Regions from separate parts of the Mus musculus genome. Here region 1 is linked to region 2. Evidence: chromatin loops called from intact Hi-C (ENCODE). Cell type or tissue: left cerebral cortex. All regions are shown on one strand.

Region 1 (8,000 bases), 150 kb after region 2:
TGAATACTCGGAACACTGTCTCTGCTGACTCAGACAAGCCCATGGACAGGTACCTCAACCTTTAACCTTTCACCCAGTCTCAGAAAGGCTATCACTCTCATGGGGCCACGTCTTTGCACAAGGCTCATTATCTGCCGTGTTTCTGACATGGAATAAATATTTAACAGCTATGGAATTGAGCTAGAAAATAATGAGTCAGTAGTCAGCTGGAAGAGCCTGACTATAGTGTTCACTGTGTTTTGTTATTTGAAGTAAAAATAGGAAAATTTCATTTCTAACTTCAAAGCCTTGCTGTGTGTTTGGGTTTAAACACTTCACAACTTAAACATATTCTGCTGCTGTGCTGGTATTTTTTTAATCATATGGGTGGATTTTAGTATTATAGTTATGACTTAAAACTGCTCCTTTAAGAACCCATTAGAGGATGTAGGCCCTACATTAGAAAATAATGCTCTTCATTCTATGGCTGCCATGCTACCCCATATAGAGCTAAGGGAGCCTGTGGAAGATTCAAACCACAAAATCTACACTGAACATTCTTTAAATGATTTATCTTTTCATCTGTGTCTGTATACACACACATGTGCACATGCACACGTGTTATTATGTGTACATTCATGCCAGGGTCTGTGGAGGTCAGAAGAGGGCTGTGGGTCTCCTGGAGTTGAGGTGATGGGCAGTTTTGAGTTATCTGATGCAGGCTCTGGGAACTGAACTCAATTCCTCTGGAAGAACAACAAGTGTTCTTAACCACAGAGTCATCTCTCCCCATACCCTAAGCTGGCTATTCTCCATCTCTCTCTCTCTCTCTCTTTCCATCTCTCTCTTCATCTCTGTCTCTCTTTCTCTGTCTCTGTCTCTCTGTCTCTGTCTCTGTCTCTCTCTCTCTCTGTGTGTGTGCGTGTGTGTATGTGTGTATACAGGTGCACATGAAGACTAGAGGTAGATATGGAATATTTTCTTCTACTGCTCTCCAGTTTATTTTTCGAGACAGAGCCTCTCACTGACCGCAGGGATTCTCCTGTCCCCATCCCTCTACTGCTAGGACAGCAAACTGCTAGATACCTAGACCTAGCCATTCCTATGAGTGACAGAGATCTGAACCCAGGTTCTCTGCTTGTGTGGCAAGCACTGTAGGCTAAGACACCTCCCAATCCCTGCCACCTGATCATCTTTAGTTGGTATCTCTAGCGCAAAGTACTGGGATCCATCTAATTGGTTTCCAGATACCTGGGAATTCTAAACTTTGGCGGCTCTGCTCTAATCTAACGAGGCTTAGAAGCACCTAGAAATCTGTTCATTTGTGGCTGGAGGGCTCTGCCTTTGCAGCATATCACCCATCAGGTCTGGAACCAAACCTGGCAGTCAATATTAAAAAGTTAGGAAATCCTCCCACGACTAGAACGCCTACCAAGTGTGACCATTTCGTCCTGATGGCAAATCAAGAACCGGAACATAATGAATCCACTTTGGTCTGAGGAGTAAAAAGCCACAAAAGTCTGATAAGACTATTTGAAGAAACCGTACATGGAAACAGCTTAACTTATGCTGCCATCAAAGTTAAAAATACTTTGTTAGTTTAATAGTGGGTTTAATTTCAGTGTATACTCCATATGTCATAAACAGCAAACAAGTGTGTGGGGTTTTTTTTTCTCTAATTTTTTAAAGATGAAGTTGTTTTCCTATTGAAATCCACATCCAACTTATCTCAGTTTTTCTGGTTTTTGGAAACAGTTTTACTCTCACCATAACCTGCAATGCTAAATACTAAAGATATACAGACCCCATGTTTTTGTAACCAATGGGATTTATATTTCCCAGAGTCTAAAGACTTCCCTAGTTGTGGTCTGTATACTTAAACAGACACATTAGCTCTGTGATCCTGGGGGTTTAGTCTCTACTTCCAGGTGCAGAGGCGAGTGCGGAGACGGAACAGACCAGACACAGGGAGGCTGGGTTTGATGTGTTTGAGATTCCAGCCGTACTTCACAAAGTACACTCTCTACTCCTCACTTAGAACCTTGTGTGAGTTCCAATCTTGTGTAAATAAAAGCACTTCACGAGGACATAATAAAAACACCAGGTCTTTGATAACATCTAGGAATTGGTCCTTGAGCTGGAAAAGGAGGAGACAGAACAGGAGTGTCCGTGACTCTCACAAGGTGCAGGCAGCCAGGTTTCCCTCCCTGGACATCACAAAGGACCTGTGAAAATGTTTCTGAATGTTCTGGTCAAAGGGCCTGAATCAGACAGCGTTGGACAGAGAGCAGGACCTCCCATCTACCGAACAGTGAAGCATGGGTAATGCACACAAAACCCTCTGTAAAATGTCGAATAAAGAAAGCTAGTACCCACTCCTTGTGATATTGGAAGGATTAGGTTATATAACAGATGTGAAGTATCTGACCAAATAAACAGATATGAACCAAACCAAAAAAAAAAAAAAAAAGCCTCCAGTCCAGTAGCTAGTGTTTGGTGTGCTGTCTTCTACCTGCAAGATTAGTCAGACTTTAAACCCCTGGACCCACCACGGCTGTCTCCTCTTGTCATTGCTGTGATGATAAACCCCAGCCAGAGCAACTTAAGGGAGGACAGGTTTTGTTCTGTCTGTGTGTTTTTGACTTATGATCACAGGTCACAGTCCATTATTGTGGGGAAGTCAAGGCAGGAGCACCACCCTCACAGGCAAGATCAGAGAGAACGAATGTGCAAAAGCGCTCTCTCTCACGCTCACAGGCCCTCTTAATCACAGATCAGGGCTCAGCCCATGAAGTGGTTTACCCTACCTGTGTCTTCTTACATCAATCAATAATCAAAATGCTCCCCCCAAGACATGCCACGGCCAGCCCAATCTAGATCATTCCTTAAGACTCTCTTCTCAGGTGACTCTAGGTCATGTTGGGTTGACAGTCGCAACAACCAGCATAATCTCCAACAGGTAAAAGGAAGGGGAACGGGAAACCACCCTGCTTTCTATAGCATCAGAAATACTTGAGAAGGCAGCATCGGTCCAGGACTTCAGTCGCTGTTAGTCGCTGAGCTATCCCCATCTGACATTCCAGATAGATCACAAAGACTATGTAAAACTGCTGATGTCCTCCAGTGGATGGACAGACCAAGGTTCCCAGTGGTGAGCTGGCCCCAGCAGTTAGAAGAAGGCTTTGTAGGAAGGGATTTCAGTGAGGGATAGAAAACCAAGTCAACTGCACTCTTACCCAAGAGAGTTTTAAAACTCCTGACGTTTCCCCCACATTCTCCTTGCCGACTGTGGTAGGTACAAAGGTCAGGGCTGAGATCCCGGGCTTCGGAACACTGTTCAGTCTCTGAGCTGGAGTCTCGGACCACAGGGGAGCCTAGTCATCAAGAGCTGCCCGTGCACACTGACTCCCTTCTCCTTCCTCCATCCCGAATATGCACAAATTAGTGGCCATGATTAGGTAGGTCATAACTCCCCCTATCACCTCGACAGCCTAGTCACCAATCCCAGTTCCTCGTCCCGTTTCTAGACATGGAGCTGAACAACCACACTGCCAGAGTAGTCATAAACCAAGATTACATTTCTCAAAATGGATTTTTTTAAAAACATACTGAATAGAGATTACTTATGATAATCCTCAACATGACCCTGAAAAGCAATGCTTAATTATCTGACAATGTAATTGAATCCCTAAACTTCTCCCTTACCAGAAAGGTCCAAAGCTTCAGAGGCTAAAGACTAGTGCTTACAACCTGTCACACGCTGCCTCAAGGGACATCAACGGATGCAGAAGTTACTGCCTTGCAAATATACTTTCTAAAAATAATCAATATTTTTCTTCAGTGCTTATGACAAAGCAACCAAGCCACTTCATTTTAATTGCTCGCAAGCTGCACAATGACTTGATCTCTTTAATATTTCACTCATAGTGGCAGCCACTGAGCTATGACTAACTCTCTCCTGAGCATCGCTGCTGTATCCAGATGGCAAGAAATTCATCCCCTTCACTCCTGCCTGAAAAGCAATTCTGATTTTTCTCCCCTTCTTTTCCCCTCCTTCCATTCCACCTGCAGTAACTGTTTCCACTCCAAAGGAGCTGGGAGGCGAAAGGGGGAACACCAGTCAAGGGTTAGAACAAGTGAAATTACTTTTTTAAAATGGAGCATAAACCCTGCAGCTTTAAATCCTACTGCATCAAGCCCTGGATTTCTTCCATAACTGAGCTACAAAATGGTAACAAGAAAGGAGGAAAAAATTGCCTCTTCTTCCCAGTCAGCCCTTCCACAGCTCTTCAGCAGGATTGGCAGTGGCCAGCCCATCCCCCACACCTTCCCAGCCCAGAGGCGCCGCCAGTACAGGTGGGCTGGGCACCGGACCTTGGCCCTCAGGCTTCGCCCACATCCGGCGACCAAGGTCAAGGGCGACCGCTTCCTTTCCCAGCCTTAGGAGCCCCGGGAACCGCTGCCAAAGTTTCAGGCCGGGCTGGGGCCAGCTCTGCTCTCGAAACCCCTTGCCCTCAGGCACCTGCCCAGCGCGCCCTGTTCCAGACCCCGCGCCGGCTCCGCACGCCATCCCACCTGGTCCCCACTCACCTCGGGTGGACATGGCTCAGGCAGCCACAGGAAGCGGGAGGGAGAGGCGAAACCCGCAGGGCGTGGGGAGGAGAGGATCCCAAGACGTGCACACGGGCTCGCGCGTCCTCCCAGCCCCGGGCGAGCGCACGCCTCCCGCAGGACACCTGCTCGGCTCGCTGGCTCGGGGCAGCCCGGCGGGCAGCCGCGGATCTGCAGGGCGCGGCGCTGCTGACAGCTAAGGCCGGCTGGGCGGGGCCGGTTCCCCCTCCTGGTGCCCGTGGGCCGGGCCCACTCGGGTCCAGAGGCTGCTGGGGACTCACTGCCCGCTTGGCCACGGCGCCAGGCGGAGCTTTGTTTCTGAGCAAGGTGGGGCGTGTGATGGGGTCTACGTCTGCTACTCTCTGGACCCGAGTCTCTGATGATGATGATAATAATGCGGGGGAAGGAGGGGGAGGTATTGCTGTCAGTGAATGCTTTCCAGCTTCCAGCCTTGGTCCCAGAGAGACACCATTAGAAGGAGTGAGTCTATGCCTTCCCTAAGAGCTGTCCTTCAGTGGAGAAAGAATTTCAGGGTCACCTGAGGGGGATTGACCCTGACTGTGGAGCAGTCTTTGGCTGTTCATAAGCAGGACCAGCTATGACCCTCATCAAGGCCAGTCCAGCTCTAGAAAGGCTGGTAACCGGGATGGGACAGGGCTGGAGCCGAGAGAGGGTGACGAAACCCTTTCTGTGTATCATCAGGACAGAAATGAGAAGACTCAGAAGTCTGCTGCCTCGGAGGTGTGTAGACTGCCTCTGTGCTGGCTGGGAGAACAAAGAACAGCTGGCCCCGAGTTCTAAACTCCCCGAGTCCCTTCCTCACCTCTTCCTCTGTACTCCACAAAGGTCTGGTTATTTTCTGCGGAAGTTCTTCCCAAATCTCCTGATGAAAACGAGATTCACCGAATAGGTTCGGCAATTCAGAAATGCTCAAAGAACAGGTGGACATAATTCTAGGAAAAATAATGGGCAGATAGTTGGAGAACGCCCAGCTTTATGATCCTGTCATCAGGGAAGTGTGAGGATAAAGACATAATGAGAGAAGAAAATTGTGAACTCCAATAGCAACTCCTAAACTCAGCACCTAACATCAGCTCATTGGCTGCGGCCTCAAAATGACTTCTTTCCCTCTGACCTTAGTTCACCATTCGTCCTTCACACCTGAGTGATTCCAGGGAAGTCTCCATGCTCAACGTCCATGTTCCCCAGCCTCAACGCTCCTCAGCCTGCCTCCAGTCTCTGCCTCCTTCACTTTAATTCTACCTGTTGGCCTTGAGAATAGTTTTTGTTTGTTTTGGGGGTTTGGGGAGGGGCTTGCTTGTTTGTTCGTTTGTTTACTTAGGCCATTGTCATAACTCCAAAGCTTGCAGGGTGCCCCCACTGATCAACAGATAGTCTCAGTATTTCATCCAAGCAATTAATTCCACCGACAAAGATTTAGCGAGCATATACTACGTGCCAGTCCTCATGGCAGGTCGTAGGGCCTCAACAGTGAGTGAAACAGGCATGATCCATGTCTAAAAGAGCTTTCCTCTTCTGAAATGTTAAGAACCCTGAACACCGTGCATGCCTGTCCTCCTGTGCACCTCTAGCTATCCCCCAAACACTACATGATGACTTTCCCTGCAGACGTTTCTCAATAATGATGTTTTCTGTCCCCTGCCTTTCTTCACTCTTTCTCTTCTTTGCAAATGTCTTCCTCCCCACCTAAATTAGCCCTAAAGCCATCTCATAAAACATTCCCTGCTACTTCATTGCCCACTGACCTCTCGACTTCCCTGTATTTCCAAAAAAACGCCAGACACACAACTGCTTAACACATTGGTTTTTTTTGCCTCTGTTTAATGATTGCATTGTGTGTTCTCCCTAAAAACCCTGTTAACCATCACAGTCCTGTTGAGTTGACTTTGTTCTGTGAGTATACTGCAGTGTATACATTAGAGCAAATGCCACACAGGGACAGAGGTCCCAGAGGCCTGTCTACCCTTAGCCTAGTGATAATACATAGTCCCTTTCTTCGTCTGCCATAGTCACTCTTATCTTTGTAACCTCATTGTACAGCCACAGATACAGTACAAACAGATCTTACCCTCAAGTCCTTAAGATGCTTATAATAGACCACACAGATGGTCACAAAATATGCTCCTAACTGTGTCTGGATAAGGCGATGCACACAGTGTTTTTAGGCAGAGAGCAAGCATAGTCAGCCTTCATCTTAGCTCTGGGTTTCCCGTCTATGAATTCAAACAACTGTTGGCCAAAACTATTGAATAGAATAACTGTATCTCGTCAGACATGGTGGCACATGCCTACACTCCCAGCACTCAGGGAGCCAAGCCAAGAGGATCCTGAGTTCAAGGCCAGCCTGGGTTACATGGCAACACACGTCTGAAGACGATCAATTGTGTTTGTATTGAACATGGATACTTCCCTTCCCCCTGGCTTCCTAAAAAAAACTTAATACATCGTTTTATGTTACATTTTCATTGAGCATTGGGTTATTATGACTAATCTGGAAGTGATTTAAAGAATTCAGGCAGAAGTGTATAGTTTACATGCAAACATGACAGCATTTTATAGAGGAATTTTGACCATTCGCTCTGATGGCACTAGAAATAGTCTCCCATAGACAATGAAGGGCATGTATATTCAGGCCTGGAAGCTTGAAAAATAAATTAATTATCAAAGATTATCTTTAGCTAAAAGAGTTTCCTATGAACTGGATTTTATCTTCAGATTTATTATCAGGTCTGAGTATATGTGTGTGTGTATGTGTGTATATATATACACACATAACATATGTATATATACACACATAACACATGTATATATACACACATATACATAATATACACATATAGATACACATACATATACATGGTTGATTTATATAGCTTTACTTGACGAGTGTGTGTGTGTGTGTGTGTACACAACTATGTGTGCTCATACGGATGTGAACGGATGTGCCAGGCGTCTTCCTGTATTGCACTTCCCCTTGTTTTTTTGAGACAGGGTCTCTGCACTGAACCTGGAGCTCACTGCTTCCCCTACACTGGTTGGTGAATGGGATCTACCTGTCCCCTCCCCAGCCCCAGTGCTGGGTTAGGCACCTGGTACCCTATCAGCTTTATGTGGGCTCTGGGGACCTGAACACAGGTCTTCAATGCTTCTGGGTAAGCACGTGACATGCTGGGTACGCACTTGACACACTGAGACATCTCCCTTGCCCCAGATACTACTGGGAAATGCCTTCAGAGCCAGCCATATTGCAGAATCCCCTCAGAGATTGGAAGAATTGAAGAACCTTCCAACCTGCAAGAGTCAAGACAGACTCTTCTGAGGTAATAACACTGTGCAAGGAGGCTGAGATGAACAAGGGGCCTTTGGAGACACACTGAGTGCCAAGTTCA
Region 2 (8,000 bases):
TCTGAACACGAGCTAAGCATAGTGGTGCATGTCTTTAATCCTAGCACACAGGAGGCAGAGAGCAGGTGGATCTCTGAGTTCGAGGCCAGCCTGGTCTGCAGAGTGAGTTCCAGGACAGCCAGGGCTGCACAGAGAAACGCTGTCTCGGAAATCTCCACCAACCCCCTCTCGTGCATGAACATGTAAGGACCGAAAATTAACTTAAAATCAAGTGCGGTGAATCTGAGGTGGCAGCCACCCATGGTGCAGTGAAGCCTTCACCAACTATGAACAAAATATATAAATATATGCATGTTGTATGTGCTTGCCTTCAGCCACTCAGTACAAGTGTACATTGCCCCTCTCAGGTTCACAACTACTGCATGGTATGAACTGCAGTGTTTTGTTTTGTTTTTACTATACAGGCAATGATACTGATTTAATAAGGGAAAAGAAGGACATTTTCCTAGTGTTATCAATCAGCATATAAGTATCAAATTAGTATATTTTGGATCAAACTGCTTTAGAGTGCTTGGTTTTAAAAATTCGTGACTCACCTGCTGACTTGCTTTTCACACACACACACCAACACACACAAAATCATTAAATGAATTTCAGCTTGAGATTAGGACAGAATTTCCAATAATTTCTGAGATGGCTTTAAACATACTTCTTCTGCCATTTTATGTATTTATGCAACATGGCAGTCTTAGCATGGATGATTGTAAAATTAAAATATTGATGGAGTCTGAAAAACACTGACGATCCTCTTGGTCCCACAGGTCAGATATTCAGCCATTATTCTTTATGTAACAAAGTAAACAAGAACACTATCCTAGTAGCATAAAAATCCACTTGAGAATTTAATAAATGGTAAAAATTATATATATAACAAAGAACTGTTCTAAAATACATTTCTCTATGATTTTTATCAGTAGATGTCTGATTTATATACTTATTTTAATATTTGCCCACCCAGAATAGTATAAAAATTTCACAGGTGCTAAAGGTTTTAGAGTAGAAAAAAGGTTGAAAACCCCCAGTCTAACGAAGGGTTAACTCGGTGAGATCATAACCTAAGTTTCCCTCTCCCTCATCAGTTAGAACTCTTGAGAGTCAAGATGATATAGAAACCATGCACAAGTTTTCCGTGTAGACTCCCTGGTCCTTGTTTAAACCAACACTCCAGAGCTCTGACATTGCTCTTGAAAACCAAGTGACCAAAGATGACGGCCAGAGTCTGTCGGTTGGGAACTAACTACCCTATAAATAATGCTACGGCCATGTTCTCAGAACGGCTGTCTCCTCCTATAACCATCCGCATCTCTTCCCGCATCTCCGGTTCTCACACTGGCTTCCTACTCATCGAGAGGATCATGCCGGGAGCTCGTGGGTCAGCCTAGTCCTGACCTTAGATTCTTAGAGCAGAAACAATCCCTGGGGGGATGGGGGTGGGGGTACGGGGGTAGGGTCATCACGGGACGCTCAGAGAGTCCTCTTCAGTAACTTCATAGGTGTGCACCCTCGAGACGCCAGAGTACTTTATGCCCAAGAGTCTATTAATCTCAGAGTCTAATATAATACATAGAACCGTACAGTGTAATTAAGCAGAATCCTGCCTCACACTTGGCAAGTTCCCACCAGTTCCACTCCCGGAGTCGTCACCAGTTTGCATGACTCATTGATTCCTTCAAACTTACTTCTCGTAGCTCTGAGAAGGGGCAAACGGTGGACTTAGACCCACCATCCCCTTAACGCTCATCCAGTCACCAGGACTGGGACTAAAAAGCACAGATTTCCCCATGACAAGACCAAGGTGAGCTTCATGCTAATGCAGACCACAGGATCCCTTCAAAGGGAAGGCAAAACCCTCTAGAAGTCCTTTCTGCTTGCTGCTTCCTCTCTTGGGTGCCTCTGTGTGGGGCTTCTTTGTCCAAAAGTGGTTTTGTGGGATTCACACTTGCTCTCTTTAATTAAACCGTAATTTCACGAACCTAGCATAGCCCTACGACATGATTTGGCAACGCAGTTGAGAGGTGACAAACTGTGCTGTGTTGTGATCCGATTTGGCTTTTCTCAGAAATTCAAAGCCAAGCCACGTTATCCGACAACTATAGTTTTATGTATGGCGGCTTAGATACTAAGATAAACAATGTTTAACTGGACAGGAATCTGTGGCACACGCACCAGGCGATGAATGAGAGGAAAAAACTCCTTGCAGCTGGACCTAGGTGCTACTTCAAACATCATGACGTCACCTAAGACCAGAATGGCAGTGATGGTGATGTAATATGGTGATGTAAGACGTAATTGGAGGCTCCTCCTTCAGAACCCTAAACATAGGGAACTCCCACAGACACCATTTCCTTCCCTATATAATATAAGGCCTTCCTGGGAACAGACCTCACCTATCAACTTCTATCCTTGAGCAAAGGATTATCAGTGAGTGATCTCTGTCTATAGTGTGTGTCTTGCAAGCTTTATACTGTGGTTGTAACTGAGCAGGGAACAGAGTGCCGGCCTCAAACTCGGACTCTTCCAGTGGCTCTATCCTTTTAGCTCTGTGGTACCACTACCCCTAAAAGGCTTCTGAGAGATGAGTCTGTTCCCTGTGTTAGTAAACCTCTAGCTGTATCCACTTTCTCATCTGACACCCACATTTTCAAGCAACCCCAAAGCCCAGGCTAGCTCCCCATGAACACCCTCAGGATCCGCTCCTCCGTGGGCCTTCTTGTCATGATTTCTCAAACCAAGTGTCAACATTGCCCTTCTGCCTGGAAGCAATTTTATTAAAACAGTGTTTGTATTGTCAGGAAAAGAATTCACTTGGGACAGTCTGAGTTCCCATTAGAAAGGAGCTGGTACTGCGGTGGGTTAGACAATCATTGTGGGTGATTTAACATTAAGTGGAGCTGGTACTGCAGTGGGTTAGATCAAGCATCGTGGGTGATTTACCATTAATCAAGAACAAAGATTACAGAGTCAAGAACCTTAAGGAGTCAATTTTTAGAGACCTCTACAAACAACAAGAGTGAGCTCACAAAACAGAGCTACAAAGTTGGCTCTCTTGGGAAGGTAGGCACAATCAACTTTCAAATGCCTGTCGGTCAGCTCATTAGAAACACTCCTTTTAGTGGTGAGAACATACCTAGAACACTTGATTCACCATGTCATACCTAGAATGCTTGATTCACCATGTTATACCTAGAATGCTTGATTCACCATGTCATACCTAAAATGCTTGACTCACCATGTTAGTAATTTTCAGGTGGACAGTTGCTCATGTGTGTTCACAAGCTTGTGGTTTCCACACATCATCTATCCACAGGACTACTGTCTTCTTAAAAAGCTGAAACTCAGTGCCCATGAAGCAAAACCTCCTTTCCCTGAATCCCTCCAGTTCTTTGGACACCCCACTTCTGTCTTCTAGCTCAGTGAACCCAATTGCTCAAAATACCCACATGCCATTGGAAGCTCACCTGTAGTGATAATAACATATTAAGAGATTGGGGTGGGGCAGCTATAGAGATGGCTTAGCTATTAAGAGCACTGGCTTCCCCACTACAGGACCCAAGTTCCATTCCCAGCACCCACAGGGTACCCCACAAGCATCTGTAACTACAGTTCCAGGAGATCCAATACGCTCTCTGGATTCTGCAAGCAAAACACCTGCATATAAGTAATCAAATAAAATAATTAAAAAATTAGAAGAAGCTGGGGTCAAGAATGAAGAGATGGCTCCGTGACTAAAGCACTTATTGCTCCTTCAAAGGCTCCAGGTTCTGCTCCTGGTCTCTACTCGAGGACTCACATCACCTGTAACCCCCATTCCAGGGGATCGGATGCCTTCTTCTGGTGTCCCTAGGTGCTGCAACCATGTGGTGCATATACACACACACAAGCAAATACTCATACACATAAAGTAGAAATAAATGGATCTTTTAAAAAAATTATCCAAAACTTAATCATAAAGAAGAAGGAAGAAATCACATTCTCTCAGTCAACCTGGGGCTTGAGGTAGCAGCTCATTACCCAGGAACCGGATGTGGCTTGACAAGTTCTTACCATTGACTGAAGGCCCAGACTTTGAATTCTGGGACCTGATCCATTCAGGGGCCATTAAGACAACTAACACTTGGCTTATTACCCTGCTGCAGCCTGCTCATCTGTCCCTGCCCTGCAGCCAGCCATCTTTGACAGTCTCTTTGGAAGGCCTATAGACCTATGCCTTCAGTTTTTCTGCAAACAGCATCACCATGCCCCAGGACCCCTCCCTCATGAACAGTACATGTCCTTGACACACTTGTCTCGTGTTTGTAGGACAGTCATAGACACTACACTCCGACTCTGACTCAGCTCTGTTTACCCAATGTATCTGAAGGTGAATATTAAACAAATTCCAGAAGAATGTCAAAATATTCTAATTACTTTATTATTTAAAAATCTTTTTGTGTGCATAAGCATGTGTGTGCATGCGTGCCAAATGTGTGTGTGTGTGTGTTTGCATGCTCATGCACATGCCAAAGTGTATGGGTACACACAGAGGCCAGAATAGGGAATCTGGTCCTCTGGGTCTGGAGTCACAGGCACTTGTGAACCTCATGCTGACATGAACAGGGATCCTCTGGATGAGCATCAAATGCTCTTAACTGTTGGGCCATCCTCCAACCCCATTAATATAGATGTATTTATTTTATGTGCGTCTGTATGCACACACCACAGCATAGTGGTCGGCGGCTTGGGAGAGCTGATTCTCTCCTTCCACCAGATACGAGAAGCTCAAACCGCAGGTGCCTTTCACCGCTGATTCATCTCATCAGACCTTAATTAAAAAAAACAAAAAAACAAAAAAACAAAAAAAAAACTTTGTTTTGTTTTAAAGATTTATTTATTATGTATAGAGTTCTGCCTGCATGTATACCTGCATGCCAGAAGAGGGCACCAGATCCCATGATAGAGTCAGAAGAGGGCACCAGATCCCATGATAGAGTCAGAAGAGGGCACCAGATCCCATGATAGAGTCAGAAGAGGACACCAGATCCCACTATAGATGGTTATGAGCCACCATGTGGTTCCTAAGAATTGAACTTAGGACCCCTGGAAGAGGAGTCCGTGCTCTTAACCTCTGAGCCATCTCTCCAGCCCCCTAAGTATTTTGTTTTTAAAGGAGCTTTAGTACCTTTCAATGATAGCGCGAAGCAAAAATGTCTTACATCTACATGATCATAAAATAAATACACGTCAAGGTTGAATTCAAATGGAAATATGCACATTTTCCTAACTTTAACATATTTCCTAGGAAAATCACAGATTTTGCTCATTAAAATCCCAGGCTGCTAGCGCAGATGCTCACTGCCTTCCTTCTCAGGATCAATTATTAAAGCATTCTTCACCCCGAGTCCTGCTGATTCCTGCCTTGCTTCCCATCACTGAGGTCTGGCTACACACAGCCCTGCACCTTGTTATGATACGCTCTCGAGTCCACTCTACAAACCACCGAGTAAAATCTACTGGTTAAGTGGGGGACATCCAAGAAATTTTTATACAAAAGTTGTGAAATTAGTAACAAGTACATTTTTAAAAAAGCTTAAGTCTTAAAATAACAACTGAACAAGCGCTGCTTGGGCTATAAAAATACCATGGAACAGGAGGGGAACAGAGTGTGGAGGCGTTGGATCAAGGAGGGGGTGGGGAGAGCAGAGCCTAGCTTCAGTGGCGGGAGCTGGGCTGCGGAAGCATCTTAGGCCTTCGCAATGCAGCAGGTCCTTTCGATGCCCCAACAAATCCATCCCTGAGATGGTCCACCTGCCGGGCAGGCGATGCTCAAAGGGTCAGACTTACACCTGCCTCAAGGGGGGGTCCAGGGCTATCAGGTGGAGACCCTTTCTCCATCTGCAGCTAGGGACCATCCCTTCTCAGGCTGTGGATTCCAAGCGGCTCTGGTCAGTTCTCAGCAGTAAGAGAAGACCCAGGAAACATGATGGGGGACCAGCAGCCTTTGGCAGCTCCTCTCTTTACTTCCTGGGGAAGGCACTGGCTGTCTGGTACCCTGCTGGCAGTCTGCCTGTCACAGGATGCAAGATCTGAGGAACCAGTTCAGTGGTAGAACCCTTGTCTAGGATAGGTGAGGCCTTAGGACCAATACCCAGTACTGCAGAAAAAAGAACCCACAGGCATGAGGGGCCTTTCTGAGCTTTTCCACCTGGAGCAGGGCATCCGGCCTGGGTTACTCTTCCCTTTACAAGCTTGTCTGCATGGAGCAGGGGTGTGCAGCCAGGGCTGCCCCCTTTCCTTTATGAGCAAGCAGGCTTTGTGCTCTGGAGACGCGACTTTCCCCACATCAAGGTCAGAGCCTGTTCTGATGCTGTGCTTCCTGGCGCCATGCATGACTGTTCTGAGGTGGAGACTCAGATGTGACGGAGCCAGGGAACAGGACACTTCCCCACCCTCTGTACACACACATGCACACACAACTCTTGGATTATCATTGTGAATACCAAATGTGTGTGTGACTATGGGGTGCACATGCCCACAGCGTGTACACATGAGCACATATGTCAGAGACCAGAGGACATCGGTGTCTTGCCCCGTGGCTCTCCGTCTTACTCTTTCAAGGCAGGGTCTCTTGCCGAGCCTTTAACTAGGCTGGCAGTTGGCACCCTCTACGATGCTCCTGTCTCTGCGCCCCTGGTGCTGGGGTCACAGGTGTGCAGGGTCGCGTAGGTGCTGAGGGTTCAAACTTAGACCCTTGTGCTCCTCCTACAAGCAAGCTCTTAGTCTCAGGGACATCTTCCCATCCCCCTCCCCCGTGATTTCTTTTAAACTTTTCTCTCTTCTTCTTTTCCTCACAGATTTTTATCACGATGGTAACGGTGGCCTTCAGTCTTCCTAAGCACTCAGAGTTCAATCGGTGTCAGACTGACTCAATCCATTTCTGGACTGAAATGCAGAGCGGCGAGCTTGAAGCAACCACAAAAGGTAGCTCACAAGGGCTACTGCTGTAGCTCAGAGCTCAAAATAGCTGAACAGCACTCACCAACAATGACGTGCGGGGGCAGCTTCTGCCAGAAATAACTTCTGCGAAAAAAACGCTTGGACTCAAACGGTAAGCCTCAAAAATGGACTGTAATCGCTCCTCATTGACTTCTAAATGCACATCGAAATCAATGATCACTTCTGGGTGAGATGATACTTACAAGGTCAACCAGGTCGAAAATGGGTCCCAGAGCAATGCTTTTGGGGGATTCGAGTTAATTCAGAGTTTGAATATATGGTAAGAGTCTTGTTAGAAAGGAAGCTCTTGGAACCTCTGTTTACTAATAAAAGCATTGACAACATAGTATTTTTGAATTGGTTGCAGAATTTCATATACAAATAAAATTGATTACAAGCAGCTCAAGAAACAAGGATGTCACCCAGAATATAAAAACAAGTATGAAAATCTTTTACCATTGCATAGATCGATTACCTGAACACAGGGCTTTAAGGTTAAAAATGAGCACAGGAAGTATAATGGATGAAGTGGGAATACGCTCAACTGCAGGGTGCTTGCTTCAAAGCAGCCCTTTGTTATGATACCAAACACTAAAGGGAAGGGACTGAAGGAGGAAGGGAGAGAGGAAGGGAGAGGGGAGATAGAGAGGGAGAGAGGGAAGGAGAGGAGAAAGAGAGGGAGAGAGGGAAGGGGAGGAGAGGAGAAAAAGGAAGAAAGGGGGAGGGTGGAGGAGGGAGAGGAAGGGGGAGGTGGGTAGGGAAGGGTGATGGGGAGAGGGAGAGGGAAAAAGGGGGAGGGGAGGAGGGGGAGGGGAAGAGAAGGGGAGAGGTAGTGGGGAGGGGGAAGGGAGGGGAGAAGAAGAGGGAGAGGGAGAAAGGGGAGGAGGAGAAGGAAGAGGGGAGGGATGATGGGGAGAAGGAGAAGCTATCTATGCTTAAAATGACCAGGAGTTAAATCTCACACTTTTGGATTTTGGGTAGTAGGTAGATGTCATAAGGTCTCTCTCCCCTGTCCCTTCCCCTTTCCT

What was found. Peaks named below come from ENCODE experiments on the same cell type or tissue, not always from the same donor. Only the 100,000 strongest peaks of a DNase experiment are listed, where the experiment ranks them.
Region 1: it touches region 2 in a loop (3-fold over the local background); 39 of 42 quality-filtered maps call a loop at or near these places.

What each region holds. Positions count from the first base shown.
Region 1 is chr19:57,310,124-57,318,123 of GRCm38, forward strand. It overlaps a transcript of Ablim1 not described here. Among named protein-coding and RNA genes, the nearest start is that of Gm50270, 9.5 kb to the right of the region's middle. In left cerebral cortex, a CTCF peak has its summit at 4,738; DNase peaks (open chromatin) are centred at 4,001, 4,208, 4,711, 5,003 and 1 more place; H3K4me3 peaks cover 2,934 bases; H3K27ac peaks cover 2,590 bases.
Region 2 is chr19:57,156,521-57,164,520 of GRCm38, forward strand. All of the region lies in intron 2 of Ablim1 (actin-binding LIM protein 1), which reads right to left. Among named protein-coding and RNA genes, the nearest start is that of Ablim1, 56 kb to the right of the region's middle. In left cerebral cortex, a CTCF peak has its summit at 4,915 (motif pointing right); DNase peaks (open chromatin) are centred at 1,717, 4,973, 5,614, 5,948 and 1 more place; H3K27ac peaks cover 1,899 bases.